Regions from separate parts of the Homo sapiens genome. Here all the other regions are linked to region 3. A link is a loop called in an ENCODE intact Hi-C map of the cell type or tissue named here. Cell type or tissue: Caco-2. All regions are shown on one strand. Each heading gives the region's core, and the rest is flanking DNA. Links, peaks and the distances in the headings are about the cores only. Region 1 overlaps ARID5B (AT-rich interaction domain 5B). Region 2 overlaps ARID5B (AT-rich interaction domain 5B). Region 3 overlaps LINC02625 (long intergenic non-protein coding RNA 2625).

Evidence for each region. A loop is a pair of places that touch in the nucleus more often than their neighbours do. Peaks named below come from ENCODE experiments on the same cell type or tissue, not always from the same donor. Only the 100,000 strongest peaks of a DNase experiment are listed, where the experiment ranks them.
Region 1: it touches region 3 in a loop (2.8-fold over the local background); 1 of 110 quality-filtered maps calls a loop at or near these places.
Region 2: it touches region 3 in a loop (4-fold over the local background); 1 of 110 quality-filtered maps calls a loop at or near these places.

Annotation. Positions count from the first base shown.
Region 1 is chr10:62,014,097-62,025,592 of GRCh38, reverse strand. The region is part of intron 4 of ARID5B (AT-rich interaction domain 5B); the gene reads right to left. Among named protein-coding and RNA genes, the nearest start is that of ARID5B, 120 kb to the right of the region's middle. In Caco-2, for the core only: no CTCF peak of the experiment used is centred there; a DNase peak (open chromatin) is centred at 3,151.
Region 2 is chr10:61,947,904-61,955,903 of GRCh38, reverse strand. All of the region lies in intron 3 of ARID5B (AT-rich interaction domain 5B), which reads right to left. Among named protein-coding and RNA genes, the nearest start is that of ARID5B, 50 kb to the right of the region's middle. In Caco-2, for the core only: no CTCF peak of the experiment used is centred there; a DNase peak (open chromatin) is centred at 3,623.
Region 3 is chr10:61,842,883-61,853,873 of GRCh38, reverse strand. All of the region lies in intron 2 of LINC02625 (long intergenic non-protein coding RNA 2625), which reads left to right. Among named protein-coding and RNA genes, the nearest start is that of LINC02625, 20 kb to the left of the region's middle. In Caco-2, for the core only: no CTCF peak of the experiment used is centred there; DNase peaks (open chromatin) are centred at 3,273 and 3,533.

The DNA of each region.
Region 1 (11,496 bases), core at 1-8,000, 170 kb before region 3:
GTAGGTCATCTAGCTAATTTCCAGGCAACAGATGCCAACTGTGGATATAGTAGCATGACCACAAGTTAAGTACAAATAGCCAAGCTTGTGATAGGGAAATTTATAATAAGTAAAGGCAGACAGACACATCCAGATCACCTTTCCAGAAAGCCAATTAGAAATGACCCCACATCTCCCCGTCTCCAAACTCTCTTTAAAGATACCCATTATAAATCTGCCCAAAGTAATGTCACTGAATTCTATGGCCAAGATAAAGAGGTTTCTTTACTGTGAGATTTGTTGCAATAAAAATAAAGCACAAATGAATCACAAAGATGTAAGATAAGAACTGTGTGGAAAACACTGTGATAGATGACACATCTCATTAAATATAATTTTATGTGATCAGTTACTGTATTGCCCAGTTTAGTTGATTTATATACACTTTCGGAAGCTTTTTACTGTTCAGAATGCAATTATATACTTTATAATTGAGTACATAGTTGATTAATTACAATGTTTATGGCCATTCCAATTAAAAGCTGGCTATCAGGTCCATGGTGAGAAACCTACCCTCCCCACCTTTTAAAACATTGCTTCTACAAATAATGTTCTACGAAAACGAATTATACTTAACCTGCAAGACTTTTACTTATAGCACTGCTTCCAGTAGGGCACTTATATGTAGTAATCAAGTAGCTATCTTTTCTTAGATACTTGTCTATTCCTAAGTGTCTTTGGTACAGAGCCATTCTCGATATTTTAAAAGTTCTTTCCAAGCCATTTCAGAACCCGAAAAGAATAACAATACAGATGATCATTCGTCTCTAGTGGAAACTCAATCAATATCTACCCGTGAAAACTTTTCTAGATTTTCTTCAGTTCATTGGTTTGGTAACTTTGTACTTCTTAGTAAGAACAATGGGAAGTTAATCTGCCTCCCGAAAGAAAAAAAAATCAGAAAATATAATTTTGTCAAATCTCCTTCAAAGGAATTTCTTTCCTAGCTTCTTATCTGTTCAAAGCTGCTTAAGATATGGTAGTCAATATCAATCAGGAAACATTTGACCCAAAGAGATAAAGTCCCGAGGTATGATCCTTTGATGAATGGTTTGCCCTTATCAGCTTGTAATTGCTATTATAAACTCAACAGAAAGGTTCCCTTCCACTCTGGTTTCTGAAATAAGCCTCAAAGAAAAAGGAGTGGTTGTGTTACCATTAAACTCAAGAATTGAGCATGTGCAGTAATCACTGGCTGCTACAAAGACAACAGGTGTTGTATTAGTCAAAATTAGGAGTCTCTTAAGTTCTATATTTCTCTTTGTGTGTATGTGTACAAATATAAATGTATCTATTTACTTGCTTACTAGTCACATTCCCAGGCTCTAGAATTAGGGCAGATGAGTCATGTCGATTTAATTCCATAAGGTTTAATCAGGGCCTCATGGATTATCTGGTACATAATAAGTTATCCCTAAATATTTGTTGAATTGATGAACGATGGCCTTGACAGAAAGAAGTACAGATGGATGGATGAATAAGGCACTCTGTGCTGAGAGGATTATCATCCCCATTTTAAAACTAGGGAAATCAAGGCTTGAAAGTGAAGCTGCAGAGGGGGCAGGCACTTAAATCAGAGTTTTCCATATCTTTGTGTGGATACAGAAGCCTATCGGTATCCAAGACTCAAAGGGAACACCACTTTATCTACACGTATGTGACCCTGATCATAACGACTACTTTACTTAGTCTCCCAAACAGTCTGTGTCCTTCAATGTGCCTAGGGCACAGTTCAGGGCAGAACAGTCACTATTCAATAAATATTTGTGGCTTGATTTGGAGATCAGAAATAGCTCTCTTAAAAAGTGCCATTCTTACTCATTTTATAAGTAAGGCTTCCTTTTGCTTGATTAATATCACATCGCTACTTGTCTTTTAAATCAAGGTTGCAGCTATGTATTCCCCCACTTCCTTTTTTCTTTCCTAATCTCACCAAGAGTCTGTTGTTTCTGACTTGACAGTCTGCTTTAAATTCCTTATCCTCTTCCACTTTCCAAATCAACCTTTCACTGACCAAATCCTTCAGCTCTGCAGTACTTTATTCTTCTGGTACAAGAATATGACTCAAAATGTGGCAGTGACCTGCTCACATGTGCATAAATATAGGATTTGGTTCAGTTGGTGTGAGAAGACTCAAAAGGATTCTGTGTCATACATGCAAATACATGGAGCTCTCAAGATAACAATACTTCTTTCAGGCCCACTCAGTTAATATACTATGAATGATGATGGCCAAAGGAGGCAATATGGGGAAGAGTGCCTTGCCCTAAATCTAAGGAGCAAATGCACAAGAAGTCTGAGTTGATGAATATTCTAGTAAGCATTTTGTTACTTTCAGACATTCAGCTATTTGCTAACCAAGCACGTCCACAGAGAAGTGTTACTTTAATGAACAGATAAGAATTGTTCATAGTAAGGGGTGTGAAACAGTCTTCTCTGAATGACTGATCATCTGCCACATCCACTAGGTATTGGGAAAGGGGCTGGAGACTTGCTCCAGTGTGTGGAAAGTCCAAGCAGGGCAAAGAGACAAACACAGAGATATGTTTCTTTGACTTGTTTCCAGCATTGACTAAAGACCTTATCAAAACTCGTAAGAAAACAGATGGGAAGTTCGTTAACACGGGCACCACGGGTTCTGCTGCCCTGATCAATGAGCAAATTTAACCTTGTACTCCAGTTAAAGGAGAGCTCTGTGAATCGTTCACAATGAGGAGATTTTTTTTGGTTTGTTTTCAATTTACATTTTGCTTCCAGTTCTTTTCTGTCATTTCAGTTTTTTACAAGACAAGACCCAGGGAATATCTCAAGGAAAGCACATTAATTTTAATATTCCTTTGATGATCTCCCTCTAATGATAGGAAATCCACAGCCAGTGTCACAAATGAGGGATTGTTGTAGAAAAAAACTGGGTTCCTGTCACATGACCAGGAAGGACTAGGCTTGTGGACACATAGAAGGGTGAGTGGAATTTGTTGTGCAAAAAGGAAAAAGGAAAAGCAACACAGCAAAGTGAGATGGAGTCTTGTTAACAAGCTCTCTACCTCACCGACTGAATCCCAGGTTACCACCCAGGAACAGGAGAGGGCCAGCTCCTCTTTCCTGCGAAAGGTGTGAAATTCCCAAGGCTCCACCCCATCCTCCCAGTGCACAGGTCAGTGGGAGATTCTCCAGGGACCTTCCCCCTTATCTTCCTCCTGCTTCTATCAGGATCAAAAAGGAGGGCAGCTGTGAGACACAAGTAAATGGGTAAGGTTTTCCAAAGGATGGCATGGCCACAGTGGTTACAGTAAGAGTGCCCCTTAACTGGAAATCCGCACACCATCTAGAGAACCTCATTGCTCACATGGGTTTTGCAATCTCCAGAAAGTGGTGTTTGGAGGACGTTAGAGTTTATCCAGTCCAGCCCACTGGACTATATGGGCAAACTTCATTGTATGAGCTCCACTTATATGAATTGTAGTTCAGTAAAGAAGAGAACATGGGACAGGGGGACAGTGCCAGGGCTTAAAGCTACTAAAATGGTTACAAAATGTGAAATTTAGAAGAAGTAAAAACAGTTATGTGATATTCGGTATTACATTTACTTTTCCCAAAAGGAGAAAATTGATAAATCATTAACAAATTCTCCTCTCTGACTCCTTTCCATGTTGTGTCATCTCCCAGTTGCTATGATTGTGGTGATGGCACTGGTTTCTTAAAGACCCGGCTATAAAATATATGGACTAACTGTTGAACCAAACCAGGGAGCTATTAACACCACAGTGGTTGTACTCTAAGCAATTGGGTTTGCACAGCTCCAACTCATGCCTTGAAACGCTGAAATAAATTAACTTCTTTATTTAGACATAAACATTGTTGTAGAAAAAACCAAGTTATTGTCACACGACCACATTACACCCCAGAAAGGGCCAGAATGGATGTTTCTGGTTCACACATTCTGTCCAGGGCAAAAGGAGATACTTCTTGGTAAATATCGCTGACCATAATCTGGATTCTCTAATTTCAGAAACCCATTCCTCTGACAGAGTAATATTTATAGAAGATGAATTTAGGTTTTCAATTATGCCAACTTCCTCTTTCATATTCAAATGCTACATATATTCCAGAACATGTTTACAGAATTTTCCCATATTTCTAAATAAATACTCCAAAGAAGTTCTGAAATATACACATTTTAAAGATGCCTTTGCACACACCAAGTTATTCCCAGATGTTTTACATTCCAAATTTCTCAATAAATGAATAACATGCTAGGAAAGCAAACAAGAGCTGACAGTATTTAGTCTAAGTTTTTTAAATGGTATAGCATGTGCAGCTAAAAACAATTTTCGATAACTATGTATCAGCAGTTATTAAAGAATCCAGAGTGAGTATTTGTGGGACTTGGCACTGAGCTCTATGTAAATGCAGTCTTCAGGATGATTGTTTTGTGTTTCTCACAATCACACTGCAGCAACAACTTTTGTCTTCTATCTTCTGAGATATATATATATATATATATATATATATATATATATATATTCATGTGACAAACCCATGATCCCAGTGCACTGCCACAAATGCTCATTAACAAGCATCACAGTCCCACAGTCAGTTCTGTGAGCTTTGAACCAGTTCCAGAACGAGGGCTACAGCAAATGGCAGCTTGGCCTTTTCATTTTTTCCATTTTTTACACTTAACAAAATGTAGAAAACTCCCAATAACCGCTCCTTTCACACTTTTTATCTCCTTTATAAGTTCGTAATATTCACCCATTAAATCTCAAACTTTGCTATGTTCTTATGTAATGCTTAATTCTCTTCTCTGGCGTTGGCTTGTGAAATGTCTTTAATTAAAAAAGCTAAAAGCACTCTAAATCTGGATGGCAGACTCATTTCCAGGGCATTCAGGCATGTTGTCTAATTTTAAAACTCTGACAGGATACATGTAAATTTATGCAAGTTTCATAAAAGTCACAATTTCCTCCTTGAATTCAAGCTAAAGAAAATGCCCCTGAGCTCTTTTCAAAGCTGTTTGTTTTACTGGAGAGCTCATTTTGCCCATTGTGTTGGAGGTGATTATTCTGAAGAATATCCGATGTCAAAGTCCCATCAATCCACTAAGAATTAAGGAGTTAAATTTCCCGACTATTGATCAAACAGACTCTTTGATCATTATTTTATGCCTTTTAAACACAGATGGGGGAGGGGAGGAAAAATATTATCATGCAAATTATTTTGGTTGACAGTAATTAAGAAATTATATGTTAAGAAAATCAGTAATTGTTCACATGAGTCATTAATGTGTTTTCATTCTTTGTAAAACTTTCTGGCACGCCCTTCCTTTCTTGCTTTAAATAAGCAAGGACTGGAAAATATGCATAGTATTTGGAACCCAGGGGAGTGACATATTAATTCAAAGTTTGCTTGGAAGTGTAGCTTTGTGGAAACTCAAACATGTTCCCATCCTTTTTTGTTTCCACCTCCCTTCTACTCAAGACTCCTCGCCAGAAAGTTAGGGTAGCCTCTTTGAATGTAAGGCAGGGTCTTCTATGGGCTGAGACTCGCTTCTCTTCAGAGGGTCACAGTTAGGAGGGTCACAATTAGAAGACTCACTGCCTAGGAAATCTGTAAGAAAACCCACAAAATGTGGGAATCAGAACGAGCTCAGCCCTGGGCGATTAACCAGTCCTTGCTAATTCTGTGGCTCCCTAGGAGCAAATCTTCACTCTGAATTAAACCTTTGCCAAAGTTTGTTTTGGAAAGGTCTTAAATCCACAGGAAAGAGACTAAAAGTGTATGATGGAAGGCTGAAACAAGCTCCTAAATGGTTGGGACACCTTCGAATGAACTCAGGTTGGCTTATAAATGGCCAATCCCTAAAAGAGCACAAACTAAAATTACATTTGTTTTTATTGAAAGACAGCCTCAAGTGCTGACATGTAGTGTATGACATGGGATACATAATAATACTCTTAAACCAGTTCTGACATAATATCTCCGGCGGCCTAATAACCACAAATGATTGCTTTAGTTAAGAACTAGCCAGAAGCAAAATAGATCCATGTAAAAGTAGCTTGAATCATAAATGCCTCAACAATATTTTATGTCACTTTGTAAAAGTTAAAGGAGTCCTATAATAATTAACAACAAAAACGCCATGTTCTTCACTATTGTACGGTGGTTGTGAAAGGTTATTTCATAGTCCCGAGGCTGCCAGTGCCGTAAATTATGCAGGCACCAAGAAGCATTAAGGAGAAATAATAGCAATTTAAACGAAGGCTGACGTAATTCATGATAAACAGTCATTGGAAAATATTACAATGTTGTCTTTTTTGAGTGGGTTTAATCAGAAGAATGTGACCATATTCTAACATAAACCACTTCTCTTTTCCATTGTGCTAGCACTTGGAATGTTGGCACTCACCCTAGCTGCAAGGTTCTTATTCACAATAATTGCTGAATCCAGAGCTCCAACACCTCCAGGGAACCTAACAATGTAAATTTGGTATTCTGATTGATGGAAGGAGCTTCCAAGACAAAGCTCCAAACCTCTGGGCTGCATGGTGGTCTAAAAAAGGGACTGAAATTTGAGATTCATACAGCCAGGATACTTTCAAGAATACACATTAGAAAGATGGCTCAAGTAAAGCAAGCAGTAAAGAATTACTTTACTGTGATGTCTAACAGAACCTGGAGATGTGGTATGAATCTGGCAGCTGTCCTGATAAAAGCAGATCTTTGTCACAGATTGTTCTTGGTGAACTGTAAATATAGCAACACATTAAGAAGTAAATATGATGGGGAAGACCAAACCAGCCAACTTTCATTAATGCAAAATATCACCAGGTCAGGATCATAAGACATAATCACAAGACAGGGTGGTCAAGCAGATGTTTGTATCTGAACACCCACAAAAAATTACCTTCTGTGCATAAAAGACGACAGTGGTGGGGGCGGGGGAGGGGCAGGTTTGAAAAAAAAAAAAAAAGGTCAGGAACGCGTCTCATGCCAACATGGAGACCGGGCAATATTTACCTCTCTGGCACCCACCCAGTCTTTGGAAACGTAAAGATAATAATGATATTGGTATTACAACTACAAAGCCTTCCAATGTGCAGTTCATTTAAAAGTCTTTAAGCCAACTATTGATTATCTGTGGTGACGAAGGAAGGCAAGGATAAAAGAAAACACAGAAAATCCAATGGCTTATCTTTCCCACTGGTTTCTGTTTCATTCATGATCCATTCTTTCCAAGGGCCATTAAGAGCAGCAGAAGTGATTTCATTTTTTCTTCCTCTCCTTTTCTCTGCCAACCTTCGGATGGAGGTGCTAATGAGCTGGAATAAACTCAAACGAAGGGAGAGGAGGTCTGCCCAGGAAGTCAGGGACTTAGATAATCTACATAGTGGGGCCTCTGTCCCTGATAATAAAAAATTAATTGCCACCTTGCAGAGATCATTTAAAATATCTATTATATAGAAAACCCGATTATTTTTGACACTGGATCTTTTCTTCCAACTGAATCTATTTAAATCATCTCAGAGGTCAAATATCTGGCCACTTCTTTAAAAATATTCTTTCAAAGTAAGATAAATGGCTTTCTCTGGCATTTATACTATTGAATAATAAAAATGTATTTTATCTCCTCTACACACAAACCTTACTTTCTCTAAATAGCCCACTGTGAACATTATCAGTGAATTTTGCTCAGTGTACAAATATTTTATGTATTACAATGAGTAGCAGAACACAAAACTTGCAAATATTTATTTTTAGACATATGGGAAAAAAAGCAATTAGAGCTAAAAATGTGAAGAATGAAGAGCTCACTTAGAAGCAATTACATTGGACATGCAAACTGTTCTGCCATCAAACTTTTATTCAGATGCTGTAGAGCATATTAAGAAATATCACTTGCACACACAAAAAAGAAAATATTATTTCACAACCAAACATTTCCAATCACTATAAACAACATCTGGGGGTCATTAATAACTTACTCTGCAGCTGAATTAGCCAAATAATATGTGGCCTGACTCAGAATTCCTAAATTTCTATTTTTGAAGAAAAAAAAAAAAGCAGAACAAAACAAAATACCATGACTTATTTTTTTTTTCGAGACGGGGTCTCGCTCTGTTGCCCAGGCTGGAGTGCAATGACGTGATCTTGGCTCACTGCAGTCTCCGATGCCCAGATTCAAGCAATTCTCCCACCTCAGCCTCCTCAGTAGCTAGGATTACGGGGCATGTCACCACACCTGGCTAATTTTTGCATTTTTAGTAGAGACAGGGTTTCACCATGTTGGCCAGGCTGGTCTTCAACTCCTGACCTCAGGTGATCCACCCACCTTGGCCTCCCAAAGTCATGGCTTATTTTTTCAAATATGTTTGCTGTCTGGGCAGTTTATATGAATATACAAACGTATGTAGACATAAGGGACAATTTGTGTACACATACGAGGCACATACTGTTTATGCATTAATCACTACTTCCCCTTACGTGGTGTCCTGTTTTTGTTTTGAGGAAGTTTAAAATTGTAATATTGAGTTCACTCTCTCTGCTCAGAGGCTAGTATATAATTAGCATATTTTTCAGACTAGTAAGAATCTAACCATAAGCAACATCTGAGAAGCCTCCCATTCCAAACTACTACAAAGCCTTTTGTACATAGCCTCATAACACATTTTAAGAACAGGCATACTGTTCAAATATGCCAGCCCTAAGATAAAAGAACTAACAATTTTACTGCCACACAACCCACTGTACTGAAACACCCCAAATATTTATACTAACAGGAGTTGAAAATAGTATCAGAGGACAATGCCAAAATATTTCTTCCACTCATTATTAGCAACAGTCTTTGGGAAGACAGATGCCAAGAAGCCAGTGCTTTTCTAATTCACTGGGTCCTATCACATGGTCTGTTAGTATAGGTTTCGTGGGGAGCAACAGACTGGTTGACTTATGGGCAGGGTAAAATTGTCTTTAAGACAATCCGTATTTACAGGGTTTTATTTTAATGCCTCTCAATCTCAAACATCACTTTGAAAAGTATTAAATTTCAATTGTAAGATACACTGTTTGGTTCAAATTTCAATATCTCCAGAATTGGTGGCATCTCAATTGATGGCATTTTACAGTTGTTAATCAGCAGTGCTTTTTATTGTATATGCAATGTGGCACATATAAAAATGGTGTATCTTAGAAATGATGTCTTAAAATTTAATGAACCTCATTGGTCTATATCAGAGGTCAATACATTTTTCTGTACAGGGTCAGAGTGTTGGTATTTTCAGCTTTGTGAGCCATACTCAAGTCAGCTGTCATAGCACAAAAACAGCCATAGATAAGATGTAAGCGTATGAGTGTGGCAGTGTGCCAATAAAACTCTGTAACAGGCTGAGCGCTGCACATGGCCCGTGGGTTGTAGTTTGCCTTATGGACAGTAGGCTGCAAACAGCACACTGACCTATGAGAATAGAGCCAGCTACGTACAGTGATGGAACCTTAGCCGCAATGCTGAATCTCCTAAAGGCACAAACTCCACCATCCTCTGAGTCTTAGTCGAACAATTCACCTACGGCAAGTGCTCCACATATGCCAGATAAGGCTGAAGTGAATAACAGTGTTTAAATTCACACTGTTAGGCCAGGTACGGTGGCTCATGCCTGTAATCCCAGCACTTTGGGAGGCCAAGGTGGGCGGATCACCTGAGGTCGGAGTTCAAGACCAGCCTGGCCACTGTAGCGAAACCCCATCTCTATTGAAAATACAAAAATTAGCTGGGTATGGTGGTGGGCACCTGTAGTCCCAGCTACTCAGGAGGCTGAGGTGGGAGAATCTCTTGAACCCGGGAGGCGGAGGTTGCAGTGAGCCAAGATCGCGCCACTGCACTCCAGCCTGGGTGACAGAGCAAGACTCTGTCTCAAAAAAGAAAACAACAACAACAAAAAACCTCACACCGTTCAGAGGTGGAAAAGCAAAGACTACGCAGGTGAATTTGAAGAGTGTACTCGGTTTCCCCCATAGGAGCACTGCTGTATATATTTGACAAAAGTCCCATTGAGCTCAAGTCAGATTCTCATAATCATTATTTAAATGAATTAGAACAGTTGATAGGCTACTGAAAAGAAGCACAACACAACCCGTAAGAGCACTGCTTTGCAGCTTAAGAGCAGGGTTTGAATCCCAGCTCCACTAAAGCAGCTGTGTTGAAGGACTTCCTTAAACGGGTCTGAACTTCAGCTTTCTCATCTGTAAAACCAGAGAAGGTAACAATCCCTACCTAAGTATTATTGTGAAAATCGAGGAGATAATGAACATAGTAGGTGCTCAATAAATCCTAGAAAAATTTGGCTTCAATAAGCCTTTCGCTGAAGTATTTATCCTACTAACACTTCATTAAGTGGTTATCTCTTAGGAACACAAATTATAGGCACATAACAGTGCCTGATACATGGTATGCTCTCAATAAAAGGTATGATCTAATGTCATTATTTTCATATTTTCATGAATTAAAATTCTAAGGAAATGAGTTGTTCTAATTAATGAAGTGTAACGTTTACAGAGAATCATTGGAAACACCTTTTTTGTTTCATTGATGGAATGCAAGTATGTGAGAACAGAAAAGGTTCTTAAAGATCACCCAGTCCAGGAGTTCTTAATCTGAGGTTTCATATACCCTACAAATCCTGGAAAATAGATGCAGAATGTTCTGTATTTGCCTGACATGTCAATTTTTGCTAATGACATTGTTCAAAGCTATTATTATTTTTATTATGTTTGCATGCACTTTTTATGAGAAGATTCATAGCTTTCATCTGATTCTCAAAGGGACCTGAGATCCAAAAAAGTGCAAAAACCGGTCCGACATTCCATTTCATATATAAGACGTGGAGTCCCAGAGAGGTTAACTGAGTCATGGAAGCTCCCTATTTTGTATGAGGGTCATATTCAGAACATAGTTCTCCTGACTCCCAAATGCCCTTTCTAGTACACTGTGCTTTTTCTTAATTTCTTGGTAGTTAATAGCATACAGAGTATATACCTCCAAAATCAGGGCTTTGCACTTTTACCTAGCAAAGCCTTTTACCCATCTGCAACTACCCAAGGAACATACCCCCTACCTTCAGCCGCTACTTCTTACCACACGCTGCCTCCTGTCAGCACCAGCTCAACAGTTCCTCCATCACACCCGAACAGAAGCAATTATGGGAGGAGCTGGTGGTAACAATTACTTTGTCAACTTCCATTCTCCATTACCACTGCAACCAACTTCAACTTTAAGCATTCCTACAGTATTGAGTCTCAATCTTAAGTGTGCATAAAGTGTGATTAAAATATTGGTAACAAGGAAATGTAAATTAGTACAGCCATTATGGGAAACAGTATGGAAGTTCCTCAAAAAATTAAAAATAGAATTACCATATGATCCAGCAATCCCACTATTGGGTATATAGCCAAAAGAAAGGA
Region 2 (8,000 bases), core at 1-8,000, 100 kb before region 3:
TGAGGCGGGTGGATCACTTGAGCTCAGGAGTTCGAGACCAGCCTGGCCAGCATGACGAAACCCCGTCTCTACTAAAAATACAAAAACTAGCTGGGCGTGGTGGCAGGTGCTTGTAATCCCAGCTACTCAAGAGGCTGAGGCAGGAGAATCACTTGAACCCAGGAGCCGGAGGTTGCAGTGAGCTGAGATTGGGCCACTGCACTCCAGCCTGGGTGACAGAGTGACAGCTTGTCTCAAAAAACAACAACAAAACAAAAAAAGATTTCTGCAAAGGGCATTGAAGAGATAGTAAGTATAGTAAAGATGACATTACTAAAATCTTGTAACTAGATTATCTGTAGTTCCTTTCATCCCTGAGATTTTATTATCCTATGATATACATCATTATCCTAAATGCATGTGTGAAATATCACTAATGTTCACATTCAATTCCCCTCTCCTTCTAAGAATGCTATAAGATCATATATCCATCCCCACCTCCTTTAAGTCAAGACATGGTCATGAAATTAATCACTTCATTGATTAATGAAATGTGAGAAGTGATGCATGTTACTGCATGTTATTAATGTATGTATTAATAAACACTTAATTGCCAGTACTCCACTTGTGCCTGTTTTTTCCCTTTCTGCGTGAGCATAGAAGCATGTGTTGGTATGGAGGTCCAAAGCAGGGCCACTGTAGAGGGGAAAACTGCTCTTAGAGTCCTATGTACCCCACACTGAACAGTATATAAACAAGAAGTCAGTCTTTGTTGTGTTCAGCTATTGAGGTTTTAGAAATGTTGCTACTACAGCATCCTTTAGGCTATTCTAAACTTGAAAATTCTTACTCATAACCTCCAAGAGAAAATAACACACACAAAACCATGGCACATCATAGATTGCTTTTTTTTTTTTTGAGATGGAGTTTCGCTCTTGTTGCCCAGGCTGGAGTGCAATGGCGCGATCTTGGCTCACCATGACCTCCGCCTCCCAGGTTCAAGCGATTCTCCTGCCTCAGCCTCCCAAGTAGCTGGGATTACAGGCATGCACCACCATGCCAAGCTAATTTTATATATTTAGTAGAGATGGGTTTTCTCCATGTTGGTCAGGCTGGTCTCCAACTCCTGACCTCAGGTGATCCACCTGCCTTGAAGTGCTGGGATTACAGGCCACTGCTCATGGCCCATAGTTTGCTTTCTTATGGAATAAATAGATACCACAAGGACAAAAGAGATTTCCAGTTGGGATGATTTCACAAACACACAAGCGTATTCACACACCTACTCATGCACATCCAATAAACCACAAGAACACCAGTTCACAGCCAGAGAAACATCAGAGGAGCTCAGCAATACACATGTTTTACATGTGATCATCCAGAGTACATTCTGAATTCCTGGCACGAAATTTTCTAGCCAACTAGCATCAGCTGTTAATCATGATCTAAGAGTGATCAGAGGAAGTAAAAAGCAGGTCTGTAGGACAATACACACAGGTAAATTTTAGCATCGAAATTTATATATATAATTTTATTTTATTTTTATTTATTTATTTATTTATTTTTTGAGATGCAGTTTCCCTCTTGTTGCCCAGGCTAGAGTGCAATGGCGCAATCTTGGCTCACTGCAACCCCCACCCCCCAGGTTCAAGTGATTCTCCTGCCTCAGCCTCCCGAGTAGCTGGGATTACAGGCACGCGCCACCATGCCTGGCTAATTTTGTATTTTTAGTGGATACGGGGTTTCTCCATGTTGGTCAGGCTGGTCTAGAACTCCCAACCTCAGGTGATCCACCACCTCAGCCTTCCAAATTGCTGGGATTACAGGCATGAGCCACCGTGCCCGGCTGAAATTTATATTTTTTAAAAATCACATTAAAAACTTCAAAATTCCTACAGAACTGGGATCATGGCTCACTTAACCCTCAATCAATTTCAATGTCTTATAATAGATAACTCAAGTGTTTGTGAATTAAATAAAATGAAATAACATACTACTGTAATCTCTGTCTTGGTATTCTTTTTATGTTGCATCTACTCACTTTGCTTTCTTGAGTAAGGGTTTACCTTTCTAAAGGAAAGGGGAAAGGAAACTAATATTGTTGACCAAGTGCTCCCACTGTGTGTTGGGTACCCCTATAGATGATCTAACGTAATCTTCCCAAGTCCTGGGAGACAAAACTGTGAGATGGGTATTGTTAACGCTGATTTATAGATAAGCAATCAAAGCAGAGTGAAAGCTTTTAAGGCCATACAGTTTATGGAGCAAGGACTTCAATCCAGGTCCATCTTACTTTGTAAAGTTCATGCTCTTTCCGCTACAACATAACTGACTACTGAGGTTTAGTACAGTGGTCAAAAAGAAGCTACCCTAAAATGGCAGCTTCTGTGTTTGCTCATTCTTCTAAATCTTTGATGGAAAACATTAATACAAATCAATGGGAACTAAATGAGCATTCTCAATTAAAAAAAAAAGAAAAGAAACCCAGATACAGGCCGCACATGTGAAAAGCCTGTATCTTTATACACACAGCCATCACGTGATAGTTAATTAGCCAGGTAACTATAGGTTTTTCTCTGCTAGAAAAGTATATGTTTCATCATGCTTTGAACTCTGCCTTATTATCAGCTCTGCTATGAAAACAATGTTTTATTTCCTATTGAGAGAATAGGCCAGGCATGAAGCATTGTTTTTGTAAGGCCTAACAGAATACTTTCTTTGTGAACAAAAGTTGTAGAATGAGTAGTTGGAAGATGGAGAATATCTTCCACCATAATTAGCAAGCAACCATTTTAAGGGAGGCGAAGATTAAAACGGTGTGATTGCCTAGAATAAGCAGCACTAGATGTCGTGCTACAATCATCTTCTTAATAACCTGTCATCTTAAAAAAAGATTACAAACAAGCCGATAATAATAAAAAAAAAGGTAAGGTGGAACAAGTCCAATCTGGATTTATTCCCTGCATATTTTTGTCACTACTATGACCCTGAAACACGAAGAAGATTCCCTTGAGAAAGGCATTAATATGTACCACTATTAAGATGTAAAATGTCCACACACACACACACACACACACACACCTATAACACCACCTACAATCCTCAGGCTAGCAGGATAGCTTCAAGCATGTTCACGTGATCTCTCAATGTGTTTTCTAGAATGAGTGATGAATAGATGACTACTAATTAGACCAAGAATAGTTAGCAAACTAATACCCCAAGTAGCTGCTGCTTCTACAGGGTACCAATGAAACAGCCTCTCCACTAGAGAGTGTCTTAGGAAGTGCTCTAAAAGAACTCAAATCAACCTTCAAATGCACATAGGTGTCTCAAGTAGACTAAGAACAGAGAACTCCAGAGATTTCAGGAAAGTCTGATCATAAAAGCCGCATGTTTACTTAACCTACTAGGTATAGCTTTGATGTCTGAGTGCTAACACTATAGAGTTAAGACTTTTTGGGAAGATAAGATAAACACATGAAAAAAGATACTGCATTATATTGGTAGGTATAGAGTAAGGTGATCAATAAGGTGGTAGAGACACTAAATGTGATAAGATAAGAGCTCAATAAAGCAGGGCAATTCCTCTGAGCTGGAAGGCTGAGAAGGGCTTCAGAGGCTTAAACAAGTCTTAAACGAAAGGCAGAATTCCCACAGGTAGGACTCCTAGAAAGGCTATTCCACGAGTAGAGAGGCATGAGCCACTTAAAACACACTGGAGAGTTTGGAAGGCAGGGGACTGAGTACATGTGGTTAAAGAGAAAGAAAACCAGGCAGTTAGACTAGTTAGGCTAGGGCAAAGAAGGTTTAGGAGAGGAGATAAGGTAGGGGATAGGTGTCTTAACGTTCTGTGTGCACTTTGAACCAGCGATCCCCCCCTACAAATGTATAAAGAAATAGTCATGGCTATGTGCATAACTACAAGAGTTTTATAAAGTTTGTGGGAATCAGAAAGAGCTGAAATGCCCAACGATAATTAAAGTATGAAACACCTCTGTAATGAAATATTCAGCAGCTGAAAAAAAAACCCAGTATAGGATATTTTACAATATGGGGGCATATTTATAATACCTCTGTACAAAATTAAGTATGGGAAGGTAGATTCCCAAACAGTAGATTTTATTTTTATGAGGAAAAATAATATCCATATAAATTCTCACTGATACATGCATTCATATGCATTGGTACATATACAAATACTAACAGCACTTCTGAGTGGGAGGAAAATAGGCAACATTAATTTTTCTGCTTTTTGTTTGTCAGTAGTGCCTATATTTTCTAAAACAAACATGGATAACATTGGTAGTAACAAAAAATAACAATAATGAAAGTTACTTAATGAAAAAGAGAAGAAAATGGAGCCTGGAAGTTCACTGGATACTCCTGTAACATTTGTATTTTATCCCGTAGGCATGAAGTTTGCAAAGAAACAGGGATCCTAAGCGGAATGCCAATATTTAAGGTCAGAAGTAAAAGATAATAGAAATAGTTAAAAATTCAAAAAGCAAGTGGGGCTGCCCAACGGAAGAGAGTTCTAGGCAAGGCACAGGCTCTGGGGTTTTAGGGAAGAAAGAAGCAATACCACTTCATCCAAGCACACCAAATGAAAACACACAGTGAGGCAACTAGGAAAAGCCTGAAATCATCAGCACTATTTGCTCAGCCCCTACTGTGCATGAAGCACTTCACGAAGTCTTTGAAAACCCACTATTATTCCAGTCTGTCCTAAATAAATACATTTATTAAAATAAGCTAAAAGTCCAAACCTCAGCTTTCCTCTGCAGTGACCTGCATAAACTACAGACTTAAACACATAATGTTACAGGAGAGGAGTGAATCTGACATTTAGGAAAGTTAATGTGTTGCAACAGAACTTCAGACTTAAAAGTACTCTAACAGATTAAACAAACTGTTCAAAAGAATCAGTGTCAATACCACCGAGTATTAAGAGTAAATGCACAAATCAGATACCTGCTCACAGAACCCACTGGAAAAACCACATCAATTCACATGTAGGATATATCTGCTTTGTGTTCCAAGGTGATGCTATCATGATAGCAGCTGTAATAATGGCTCACTGTCAGTAATCATACAGTGGCTAATGAGGTGAGAGGTAGAAGGCAAACAAAAACATTTTAGAGTTATGACAAAATAAAAGCATCATGCACCTCCAACTGAAAGGGGAACTGCTGAATCAAGCCTCATTTTTATTTTATTTATTTATTTTTGGAGACAGGGTCTCACTGTGTTGGCCAGGCTGGAATGCAGTGTGGGTTGCCCAGGCTGGAGTGTAGTGGTATCATCTTAGCTCACTGCAACCTTGAATTCCTGGGCATAAGTGATTGTCCTGCCTCAGCCTCCTGAGTAGCTGGGGCTACAGTTGGGCGTCACCAAACTCAGCTAATTTTTAAAATTTTTTTGCAGAGACAGGTCTCACTATGTTGCCCAGGTTCCTCTTGAACTCCTGGCCTCAAGCAATCCTCCCACCTCGGCCTTCCGGAGTGTTGGGGTTATAGGCGTGAGCCACTGTGCCCAGACAGACCTCACTTTAAAAGCACATCTGAGGTACAGAGTCAGTGTTGCATTCTCAAAAGATATTTAAAAGACCATGATGGTCCGGGCCAGGCATGGTGGCTCACGCCTATAATCCAAGCACTTTGGGAAGCTGAGGCGGGCAGATCACGAGGTCAGGAGTTCAAGATCACCCTGGCCAACATGGTGAAACCCCGTCTCTACTAAAAATACAAAAATTAGCTGGGCGTGGTGGCACATGTCTGTAATCCCAGCTACTTGGGAGGCTGAGGCAGGAGAATCACTTGAACCCGGAAGGCAGAGGTTGCAGTCTGCAGAGATCGCACCACTGCACTCCTGCCTGGGTGACAGAGCAAACCTCCATCTCAAAAAAAAAGAACAAAACATGGTGGATCAGTTGGGTTTGTCCTTCACAATAGACCCACTTTTATCACCAAATGCAAACAGAATTACTGGTCTAAGTTTGGCAATCTATCAGTGATAATGAAAATTTATGAGCTTGTATGAAGCCAAGGCCGCATAAGACTTGTTCCAGTCAATCCAAGGTACACAGCAAGAAACTAAAGGCATAGCAAGGAATAGGACCATAAATGAATTTATTCTTTCATCTTTTGATTATCTTCTCATCAGATGGCAATCTCTACAGACAGTTCTTTGGGAAATTAACATTTCAAATTAATGAAGCTAAAACAAAATTATGAATTCACTGTCTTATCCATCACGGTCTTTTTTTGTGGGGGCGTGGGGGGGTGGTGTGGACAAAGTTTCGCTCTTGTTGCCAAGGCTGGAGTGCAATGGTACAATCTTGACTCACTGCAACCTCCGCCTCCCGGGTTCAAGTGATTCTCCTGCCTCAGCCTCCCAAGTAGCTGGGATTATGGATGTGTGCTACCATACCCGTCTAATTTTGTATTTTTAGTAGGAAACGGGGTTTTACCATGTTGATCAGGCTGGTCTCAAACTCCTGACCTCAAGTGATCCACCTGCCTTGGCCTCCCAAAGTGTTGGGATTATAGGCGTGAGCCACCGTGCCCAGCCTCCATCATGGTCTTTTATCATAGATATGGCTGTAAAAAAACAAACTGCTAGAAAAAATAGACAAAACAAAACAAAAACAAGAACAGCTTAAGTCCAAGAGAACAACATGATTAAACTATCACATATGAAAATTTAGGAAAGACTTGCAGTTTTTATATTATTTGGTTGGAATAGCTTAAACAGACTCTCAGACACCAAGCTGGTCTTCAACTGTAGACCGTTACTGAGGCAAAAATCAGTTTGGGCAAGCCCTATCCTAAATGCTAGAGTAAAAAACTACAGGAACTACAGAAGCTCAAAAGGCACAACATTGATATTGAGCCACAGTAGCTGCCATATTAACAACGATGTTCATTAGATACTAGTCTACACTTAATATTACTGTGTATAAAAACAAACAAAAAAATAGGTACCTAAACTTCAGGGAGTGTAGTGGCAGAATATTTTCCCCCTTTTTGCTCTTACTTATAAAAAGGCCAAGGCCATACAGCTCTAGAGAAGAGTCCAGTAGTTTTGCTAATGTCATGTTGTATCTGGAGGATGCCAAGCCAGCTCCTTAGAGTTCTGGCCATGCGTAATGGATCACTGGGGCCTTTCTCTAGAATCTACTCCTATTCTGGCTCTAGGATTCTTAGTAAAAATGAGCTCCTGCAATATAAATGAGTTAAATGGTATAAAAAAATCACCTCAGCTGGGCATGGTGGCTCACACCTGTAATCCCAGCACTTTGGTAGGCCAAGGTGGGCAGATCACGAGGTCAGGAGATCGAGGCCATCCTGGCCAACACGATGAAGCCCCGTCTCTACTAAAATACAAAAAAATTAGCCGGATGTGGTGGCGCGCACCTGTAGTCCCAGCTACTCGGGAGGCTGAGGCAGGGAAATTGCTTGAACCCAGGAGGCAGAGGTTGCAGGGATCCGAATCCAGCCTGGTGACAGAGCAAAACTCCATCTCAAAAAAAAAAAAAAAAAAAATTACCTAAAGTGTATCCTAAGATAAGTAACCGTGATGGTGAGGGATTCTGAAAGCACATCTTAGGGAAGAACTGAAAAGAGAGGCCTGACGACTGTTAGAAGGAAAAAGAGGAGAAAACAATGTTCATGAAGGCCCCTTCCAGCCTGACAATTCTATAAAGAGTTTCAGAAAAGCATGATGCAGATTCTTGTACTCCATTACTCCTTTTGCATACATTGTATCCTAGAGGTAAATACTGGTAGCCTGGATACTAAAAATAGCACAGAAAGTTCCAATTTCACTTTTTTTCTACTTCTGCCCTGACATCTCCAAATGGAAAAGTAGGAATAAATTCCAAAATTCTACAAACTTCTTTTCAGCTGATGGTCCATCTTCAGTCCGTCATCAGAAGAAGAAATGAACCTGGAATTCTAAGAAGCTTTCGTGGCTGCAGGAAACACTAGAAAATCCTCAGGTCAACAGTAATTCCAAATGAA
Region 3 (10,991 bases), core at 72-8,071:
AAGCTGGACAACCACTTAATAACTCGAAGGTCCTTCCCAACCGACCTGTAAATTTCTACCACAACCCTGCCAACCCTGAGAGACTATCTTGCTCTCAGTTTGTTACCTCTTTTAACTCAAATTTCTCTGGTAAAAGAATTCAGTAAATAATGGCTTCTGTTAGAGAGATGTCTTTAATAATGTCTTCCTGCATACTTTCCTAAAACCATAAACACACAGAAACCTCTGAAATGGTTGACTGACATTTGAGATTCATGAGACTTTGCATATAAGTAAATCTATTTTCAAGGAATGAATGGAAAGATAAGGCTGTCAGAATTGCAAAGATTTAAATGGTCCTTGGTTTACCTTCATATGATAATTAAATCCCTTCTATATCCCTGCTAAGAGGTGTTCAGTCTGTTTGAGCTCCAGTGACTGGAGACTCACCTCCCTGTAAAACAGGTATAGCACAAGATTTGAGACCATGGACTTTAAAGTAGGCCAGATCCAAGGTTTGAATCCGAGTGTCACCACTTCCTAGCTCAGTGCCCTTTGGAAGTCACATGTCTTCTCTGAGCCTTAGTTTCTTCATCTGTAAACTGGGGGACATAGTGTTGCTTATGTCACAGGATGATTATGAACTTAAATGAGATATAAAAGGGTTGTGACATTGCCTGGCACATGGCAAACATCTAATAAATGGTAGTTCTTTTGCTTTGAAGGCAGAACTTCTTACTAGATTGACTATGAAACATTTTTCCCTCCTATGTTGAAGGTCATCTTCCTGAAGTGTAGTCCTTGTTCTGGAAGATCCTATAGTTGACTCTTTAATGCCATCGTTAGCTGATTGATAGTGGCTTTCTGGAGACTGGTACCCAACAGGATTGTAAGGAAACTGGGAAAGAAAGATAAGATGACTTAGTGATATGTGCCGTGGTATGAGAAATGGGGAATGAAGAAGAGGTAGGAACGTAGTAAGTGAAAACATTTGTGCATTTCATTTGCTAGTTCTGCCTGATTTTTCCCCTTGGAATCCTATAGAATGTGCTTGTTTTCTTATACTCCTCCCTAATTGTTTTTATCTTATGAGCCCCGCAGCCAATACTTATATGATATTTCCCCGGGTTTTTGCCGACTGGCTGTTCTTACATCGATAATGTCCCTTTTAGTTGGAGAGCAGGAACAGGCTCTGAGTAGCTGTCAAAAAGCCCCTGCTTTTTAACCAATTCATCAAATTCAACAATGACTTATTGAAAGCACAATATGAATAAGGAGAGGCAAGGCTCACTTTATGACGCTAACAGAGTGACAATTAAATTTTCAATGAGGAAGCATAAAGCTCCGAAACAAGACCCAAGCATTAAAAACACACAAAAAATCTTAGAGTCTTTTGGTGTTGAGGCCAACAACTCTACTTGCCTTAATAGCCCCCATGGGCTTCATTATATGATATCAGAGTACAATAATTGGTGTGCATAAAACTGCCTAACTCATCAGGAAGACAATATGTTACAATGCTGTGCTCTGTTAAAGAAAGCAGGAAAGTCTGTAATGCTCTTTATAAAGATGATCAACAATTAATTACAATAAGGAAATATTGCTGAAAACTGAAAATTTCATTATGGAGAATAGCCCACTCTTTGATGATATTTCATAATTATAAATGCTTTTAATTTTAACCAGGTTTAGGTGGCATGTGAAATTTAAGGCAGAAAATATTCAGTGCTTAGAGAAAAATATAAATAAAATAGATAAGAAAATAAATATACAGGCTGGGCATGGCGGCTCACACCTGTAATCCCAGCACTTTGGGAGGCCAAAATGGGCGGATGGCTTGAGGTCAGGAGTTCGAGACCATCCTGGCCAACATGGTGAGACCCCGTCTCTTCTAAAAATACAAAAATTAGCCAGGTGTGGTGGTGGGCCCCTGTAGTCCCAGCTACTCAGGAGGTTGAGGCAGGAGAATCACTTGAGGTAAGGCAAAGGTTGCAGTGAGCCTAGATTATGCCTTGCACTCCAGCATGAGTGACAGAGTGAGACTCTGTGTCAAAAAAAAAAAAAAAAAAAAAAAAGAGAAAGAAAGAAGAAAATAAATATAGGGAAAAATAAAGAGTTCTTTAGGAGAGATGGTTGATATTGATTTTATTTTATTTCTATAAGCATTTATCAAGCATTTATTCTATGCCAGACACCATACTGGGCTACAGGGGTGCTAAAAAAGAGTGAGATGAGATCTCTTGCTTGATGAGTTCATACTCTAGCAGAAGAGGCCAACATGGTGAAAATATAGCACAAAGGAAAGAAAAAGGTCTGAAGAGCAAAGGGCATGGCAGGGAAAACTAAGAGGAGATTAATTGAGTAGGGAATTGAAGCATATGTAGGAATTTGCTATTTTCCAGATATGCAAAAGGAAAAGCATTCCAAGAAGTCATAACTTTTTTCTGTTCCTCAGGTATCACCCTCAGCTATATCATCATAAAAGGAAAGGGAGGCTCACAAAGGGTTTTGCCGGTAGGGAGGGGAATGAATTTTGACAATGCTTATTGGTAGAAAGGACATATTGAAAGTGAGCCAGGCCAGGTGCTGTGGCTCATGCCTGTAATCCCAGAAGGCCAGCCTGGCCAACATGGTGAAATCCTGTCTCTACTAAACATACAAACTTTAGCTGGGTATGGTGGTGCATGCCTGTAATCCCAGCTACTTGGGAGGCTGGGGATAAACATTGCTTGAACCCAGGGGGCGGAGGTTGCAGTGAGCCGAGATCACACCAGTCCACTCCAGCCTGGGCAACAGAGTGATACTCTGTCTTAAAAAAAAAAAAAAAAAAAAGTGGGTCTGGAAATTTGCTTTAGTTGTAAGAGACAATGTGGAGGTGTACTGAGGGTCAAAAGAACTGAAAATGAACCAAATGGGTGAAAGAAATATAAAAACGTTTAAACAAAAGGAAAGACTAGAGATGGAGTTGAATTTACATGGTGGAGTGAAATACGTGCTTAGACCACATCTAGAAAACCACATTTTAGTGGGTTAATAACCCTCGCTACAGTATGATATTTTGCAAGTCATGGACACCTAATTACTTCTTCAGGTGTTTAATAAGAGGCTGAACCAGCTTGTAATCTACAGTTTCCTTCTAGATCCAAAATGCCCCAATGTTCTATGAGATGAAAAGTTAGGAGCTTGGACAGAGACAGCACCTGGAACTGTCTATAGCAGGTGCTCCAACCATTCAAGGGAATGGCTTCATCACCTCTTCCACAAGGGCTGGAGGCAAGTTGAGAAAAAGGTGATGAAAAGGGCTGGGGTCTTGTGAAAGGAATTGGAACAGCATTGGGCAAGTTGCTGATCTTATCTGGTCTTTTGTAAATAGATGGGGGATTGGGACTCAAAGAGAAGTGCACAGCAAGGAGATAATGCTACTGATCCTAAGTCAAAGGGGAAATATCTGAGAAGTTATTGCCCTTGGAATGGCAAGAAGGAAGAGATCAAATATTGTTAGGAGTGTCAACATTCAGGAATGCTGCTCTGGCTCACCCTGCAATATAGCATTTAGGTCCCTATCCTGGGGGTAAGACCCTGATCCCTGGTGTGTGGGACCAGGCTAAGCTCATGTGTGATGATCAAGGCTCTGTAAATGCTCAAGGAGAATGATAGGCCACACATGCACATTGTCCAGCAATAAATGTATGGGACTTGGAGGGGAAGCCAGGACAGGCCATTACGTACCTAATGGAGAGCACTTAATGCCAGTCACTAGCTTTTCTCGTGCTTCTGATTACATTTTATATTCTTTTTAACAATTTTCTCAAAGCCTTGGTAAAGATTTCATTTGATTTGCCCGTGGAGATCAGTGACTGTGTGCCTTGGGGAGAAGCCCAGGAAGCCAGGAATGGGGTACAGATTTACAGGTTAGCAGCAGCACTCAGCATCCAATCCTCTGAAACTTCCTTAGTTGTCAAAGACAACATTTTTTGGGGGAACAGTTTCCCAGAGACCTAAACAGAAAGGCACCTCAGCCCAAGCGAAAAAGGGGCTTGTGGAAAATCTTACTGTGATCATAGAGGCTTTGAGGGCCAAGAAGCTAAGAAATAATGGAGCAAATACCAAGGTGGAAGTGAGTAGCAATTACTCTTGAGCACAAATGCTCTCCCATATGTACCTGTGATGGGTTTAGGAAGAAGGGATTTGATTGATCCATATCAAGCTCTTTGATAAATGTCTCAACCAGTGCTGATATTGTGGGCTTTCTTTTTCTTCTGTTTTTAGGGGTGGATATTATATTGAAAACAGAAAAAGAGTTAAAACTTCTCATATTGGGCTGAGCGCGGTGGCTCATGCCTGTAATCCCAGCACTTTGGGAGGCTGAGACGGGTGGATCATGAGGTCAGGAGATCGAGACCATCCTGGCTAACACGGTGAAACCCCGTCTCTACTAAAAATACAAAAAATTAGCCGGGCGTGGTGGCGGGCGCCTGTAGTCCCAGCTACTCAGGAGGCTGAGGCAGGAGAGTGGCGTGAACCTGGGAGGCGGAACTTGCAGTGAGCTGAGATCACGCCACTGCACTCCAGCCTGGGGGACAGAGTGAGACTCCGTCTTAAAAAACAAACAAACAAACAAACAAACAAACAAACAAAAAACCAAAAAACTCCTCATATGGCCATCACTTTTTATTAATTATATGGAATTAAACATTAAATTTAAAAATGATGTTCCCATCTCAGCTACCAAAGCTACCCACTTTGAACATTTTGCCATGCATCTTTTCTGAGTTATTTTTAAGCCTGTTTGTCTGCCTTGCTGTCTACCTATCATGTGTATACATGAATATATACATATAGATGTTATCTTTCTATATGTAATATTCTGAAGCTATGGCTATATGGTGGGTATTTTTACATACTGATAGATATAAATTTGTAACATTTAAAAAATAGCTGCATAAAATTTTATAATGTGGGCTGGGCACAGTGGCTCATGCCTGTAATCCCAGCACTTTGTGAGGCCAAGGCGGGCGGATCACGCGAGATCGGGAGTTTAAGACCAGCCTGACCAACATGGAGAAACCCTGTCTATACTAAAAATACAAAATTAACCGGGCGTGGTGGCCCATGCCTGTAATCCCAGCTACTTGGGAGGCTGAGGCAGGAGAATCGCTTGAACCCAGGAGGCAGAGGTTGTGGTGAGCCAAGATTGCGCCATTGCACTCCAGCCTGGGCAACAAGAGCGAAACTCTGTCGCAAAAAAAAAAAAAAAAAAAAATTGTATTGTGTATTATAATTTATTCAACCAGTGCCTTAATAATGGTTTTTAAAATTTTGTTGTAAACAATGCTGCAACAAAATCCATATATATATATGTAAAATATTTTTGTTTTCATTTCTGTAAGCTGGATTCCTAGAATTGGGATTACAAGGTCAAAGGGTATATATTAAAAATTTTATTTTCCAAAAAGATGGGTTAATTAACATTCTCAATATCAGTGTTTGATCCCCATTTTTGTTAGCTCTGGTACCTCTTAAAATGTAACTCTCAAATTTAAATATTTTTGCCAGACCGAAGGCTGAAAATTCGTATCTCATTAGTGATTTAATTTGTAATTACATGACAGCTAGAAGGTTGAACATTTTTCTATGTTTATTGTACACTTGTATTTACTTTTCTCTCAATTGCCTATTCAAATATCTTGCCTATTTTTTATCATTATTTGTGTTTTTTAATTAATTTGTAGGAACTCCTAATATATTCAAATTAACCCTTTATTAATTTTTTCTTCCAAAGACAAATGACTTTCAAAGAAATGTTTAAGTAGCAAAACCTTTTATTCAATGGGACTCTCATGTCAAACCTCAATAACTACAATAGATAAAAGTGGGACTGCAGAATGTGGTCTTTAAATACCATTGCTGACTAAAAATAAGCCAGGGCCCTTTGGAAAAATGGCTAATTCCAGATCTGGGGCAGGAAAGGTACAAGAAGCACCGAGAACATCTTGACATACTAGCAAGAAAGATATCAAAGACTAGAAGGGTCATATTTCAAGGATCCAGGAGCCAGTCTGAGTCAGTTCCCACTGGACAAAGACAGGCTATATATGTAAGAGACTCAAAGAAGGATGTCAGTTGTGAGCTGCTTAAAAAGTTGCGAGCTGCTTAAGTTCATGGGTTCATAATGACACTTAACAAAAATCTTTGGATGATGCTAAGGAACCAACTTATTTTGAAAACTGACAAATAAAGAAATAAATCATTTATTTTGCTTTTCCTATACCTCAGGGTAACCAGAGAGCTGATGAGAAGTTTTCATCATAGCAGTATTTTAGCTGATAAAGCTATTAAAATTAGAATATCACCAATTGAAATAGGGATCTCACCTAATGATCCTAATGAATCTTCCTAGTGGTTTACAATTGTTTCATGAGCTCCTAATGAAGTAAAGGATCTAGAAAATGATCATACATGGCTGCCAACATCACAAAGAGATCAACATCCAGTAGACATGAAAAGCCTGATAGACCTTTGAAATACTTTTGCCAAAAAAATCAAAACCAACTCTGAGCAAACCTCTGGCTATAACTACCATATGACAGGAAATACACTGAACAAAAGTGAAATATGTTAAGTGATACCACGGGGATGCAGTCAGCAAAATCCAGACTCTACAGAACAAAGGACATGATTGAAGCAGGGGTGGGGGCAGCTTTAGATTAAGAGAGACTTAAGAGATGTATCAACTAATTTCAACGTATGGACCTTATTTGATCTTCATTTGAAAATACATACTTTAAACTGTGAGACAGTTGGGAAAATGTTAACACTGACTAAATTGAAGATTATGAAATTAGTGTTAACATTTTAAGTGGGATAAGGGTATGTGGTGATTATTTTTTTTTAAAGATTATCCATGTCTTAGAGATACATACTGACAGTATTCGCAGATAAAACAATATGATGTCTGGGTTTTTCTTCAAAATAATCTGGGTAATGAGGGTGAAGGTGGGTATGAAAGGAGATTGGCCATGAATTGGTAACTGTGGGCACTAGGTGAGAGGTACGTGGTGGGGATTCATTATACCACTCTCTACTTTCACATGTGCTTAAAATTTCTATAACAAAAACATGCTGTCTTGTTGCAGTGCAGTTCGAGTGTGCAAACCTCTACTGGCTCAGTCCCAATCCTCTTGTGCCCTGAGACACCCAGAAAACTCTGGGGTCCCATTGGAATGAAGCTCCTTCTGAGGAGAGAGTTTTGTTTTCATTCTTGATGAATCCCCTGTGTTTAAAAGAGTGCCTGCACATAGTAGGCCCTCAGTATTTTGAGGATGGAATGAATGCTTCTCAACATGACTGGTATTGGGCTAGTTTTCTCTGACTCCCTTGGGGAACATGTTAGCGCACTGAAACCTGGGCACAAGCCTTGATCAGGTGCACCATGGGCGCCTCTTCTGAGTCTAGTGACTACTGGTATAAACAAACTCATGGTGCATTTACAAATCTGGACTGCCTAAGATCTGTTTCAAGTGTCAAGCTGAGGATCTTGACAGCAGCCTCGTGGCCACACATGGCAAGGCTGGCCCAGCTGGCTAGGTCTATAGGGGTCCTCCATTATTGTCACCAAACCAGAGGTTCTCCACATTGGCTGTGCAGTGGAACCACCTGGGGAGCTCGTTAGAAATACAGGTTCCTGGGCCCTGCCTCCAGAGATTTGGGTTTGTGAGATCCAGGCAAGCTATTGTTAAGAATAAAAAGCTCCACAGGTGATTCTGAGGGCTCTAAGCATAGTCACCCAGCCCTGTGCTGGTGTTGGCCTACAGAGCCGTGGTCTAATAACAACATTCCTATACTTCTCGGTGGGAGGCTGAATAAGCACTCCTCCCAGACAGCATCGTATCTGCAGAAGTTTCCCTCAGACTCATGGATGGAGTTCCAGGTCCATCCTGATTCTCCTTTGCTCTTCAGCTCAGCTGCAAGTATTTGTTCTCTGAAGTCAGAACATTTTGCTTTTATAGGCCCTTTACTCCATATTCTCAGTAGGCAGCCCTCCTGCCTCAGCCAGATCATCCTGTTTCTTTGTTTTTAACTAGTTTCTGGAGGTGGGACTTCCTGCTGCTTCAGTTACTCTCTGGGTTAATGCTTCCAATTGATAGCCTCCCTGCAGGTTACCTCAGAGATAAGACTTCTTCATGGCTTGGAAGTCTGGTTGATTCTTGCCCAAGCCTTGACTGACTTTTGCTTTGCTATTATATAACCTTACTGATTAATCAAAAGTATTGCTCACAGCTCTGGTTAATGGATGATGGCTCTGGAGTTTGCCTGAATACAATTATTTATTGCTTTATTGATGTGCTACTTATTACTCTGTTAAGTACCATAGGGTGTTTAATTATGTGAAAGGGAAGTGCAAAGGCAGCTGCTGAAAGCTGGAGTTAAAGAGGTCCAGTACCTGAGTTCCCGACAATGTGTCATAAAACAGCTTTAAAACACATGCACACCCAAAGGACAAAACCCATTCCAAAGTTTAACAAGCTTGGAAGCAGAACGGGCTTGGGGAACTGCCCTGCCACTTTGTGACTTGATGTTAGCCACAGCACAAGCAATGAAATCTGAATGTTTTAAATGAAAAGGGGACCTTTATTTTGGGGCTTTTGGGTATTTTCTATTTATTGCTAATGATTGAAGTGGAGCCCATGATAAAAGTCATAGCTAGAAGAGAAGGAGCTGATGGGACTGAAAAGTGGCTCCTGTTGCAACAGATGTGGCCCGCAGGCTTGGTGGAATCAGGGCTTCTTTCTGGTTGGTGGTCAACTCTTGCCATTCTAAAGGGCAGCTGTACTGCGCCAGGAAAAGCTTCTGAAAGAAACCCCACCAGGTCACTGTTGGAGTACTTGCTACATTTTGCATCCCATTCTGTCCCTGCCAATGGGGATCAATTCTCTAGCATGGGACCAAAGATTTCAATGCCTCAAGGCAGAAGTTGTACCTGTGTCTGAGCAAACTCCGTATTGCCAAGTCTGAGTCCTGACCTGATAAAAGGTCATTATTTTAATTCTTTCGATTAGAGATTTTTCAAGTTATGCTCTGAATAATCTTAGGGTACCTTATTTCAGAGGTGGGCCGCCTCACTCACCATGTGCTAAGCTGAGGCAGCAGGATCTTTGGGCTAGATGCCTGGGGTGGCGGCTTCCCTGGGAGCCCAGTATCCACACCCACTTCCTGCAAACTCAGGTCTTCCCCACTTGTAAAGGATCACCTCCACCCTACGAATCTCTCCTGTCTCAGGCATGTACCCCTCCACAGTTTTGATTTAGGGAGGGGAAAATACCTTTCTTCTAGTCTCATTTGGAATCAGGAAACAATTATAAATCAATATCTCAGTAAATAATCTTGTCACAGAGGCATATATGGATGCCAACATAAATAATTTGTATGACAGGTTGTGTTGTAGTGCAAAGACCTCTCAGCTGAGAGTAAAACAGAACTGAAATCCTACTTTTGCTGCTGTTTAGTTGTATGACCCTGGGACAGTCCCTTAATTTCTCTAAAACTTGCTTCCTTATTTATAAATAGGACAAGATAATAGCTACATCTAAAGCTTGTTGTGGGCGTTAGTTGGGAAAATAGATGTAAAAAGCCAGCCTGACTCATGATGAATGGACAAATATTAATGTTCATTTTTTTTCCTGATAACCATGTAACACTTGCACTTTTTAGATAAGAAAAGGTAGCAATCACATTTTGACTTTTAATGCATTCCTTTCTGGAATTTTCTTCATGCTGAATATTATAGAGATTGTATATTTGTAAAGTAATGGTAAGTTTTTAAAAAGCGTCAGGGTTGTAAACTTGCATATATAATATGTTTTTTGAAAATGTATTTTTACAAGCATAGGCTTACTAAAAGTTTAAAAGGTATTTACAAAATTCGAATCAAATACTGTAGGCAATTACATGCCCTCCTTTTTAATTCTTTATATTAAACAGGCTTGTTCTGGGGAGATTTGTTTTGGAACTTCAACTCTGTTCTGAAGAATTCCTAGGAACTAAGCTTTCTCAAGTACATTTAAAAAAAAAGTTGTTTATAGTATTTAAGAGCCCATATTTGTCTCATTTAATAGGGAATGTCTAAATGAAAATAAAGACTTCTCCAACACTAGGATTCAAGACTTGGGCAGTGTAGAGCCGAGGATGAATGCATTGTTCCCGGAATTAGGCAGTCGAGATTTGAATTTCAGTTCTCCCACTTATTAGCTTTAACTTGACCTTGGAAAAGTTCTTCAACCTCTCTGAACCTCAGTTTCATATCTATAAAAGAGGAAGCTAATAGCACCTAACCTGGAAGGCTGTTGTGAGGAATAAATGCAGTAACTCAGGTAAGGCATTTAGCCCAGTGCCCAACACAGAGTAAGTGCACAGTAAGTGAATAGTAAGTTAGCAATTATTTTTTGGTTCCTAGAGTCCCCTAAATTAAAGTGAGTTCATTGAGATGCAATGAAGGGAAGCCATCACAAATTAGACTAATTACTTACATTTATTCTTGTTGACTTGGCTGAATTCTTATGGAAGGCTTAGGAATACCTTAGGATGAGAGCATTTGGAAAGCAGTGACCACAACTTTGCATTGTCTTGTAAAGTGTAATTCATGACTCACATGGTTAGTCTAGTGACTATCAATGCTTTGTTATAAAATATTTTTCCCTTGCAATGCTTAAAGTTAAAAAATTATCAAAAATACTTATTTTATCTATTGTAGTTATATTTTGAGTGGCATCAAATGTTATGATATTGTAGAAAGTCAGTATTACACTGTGGTTTAAAAGCCTCTCTTTGGCAACAAGCAGGCCTGGGCTTTGGTTTTGTGAAGTCTGGGCAAATGACACATCTTTTCTAAGCCTCAGCTTTATCAGCAGTGGAATAGAGATAATAAAAGGGCATTCACTTTGTATCCTCCACTCTTCCTGGCATGTAATTAGTGCTCAGACATTCTGGTGGGATCACCTTCTGGCTAAGTTTTA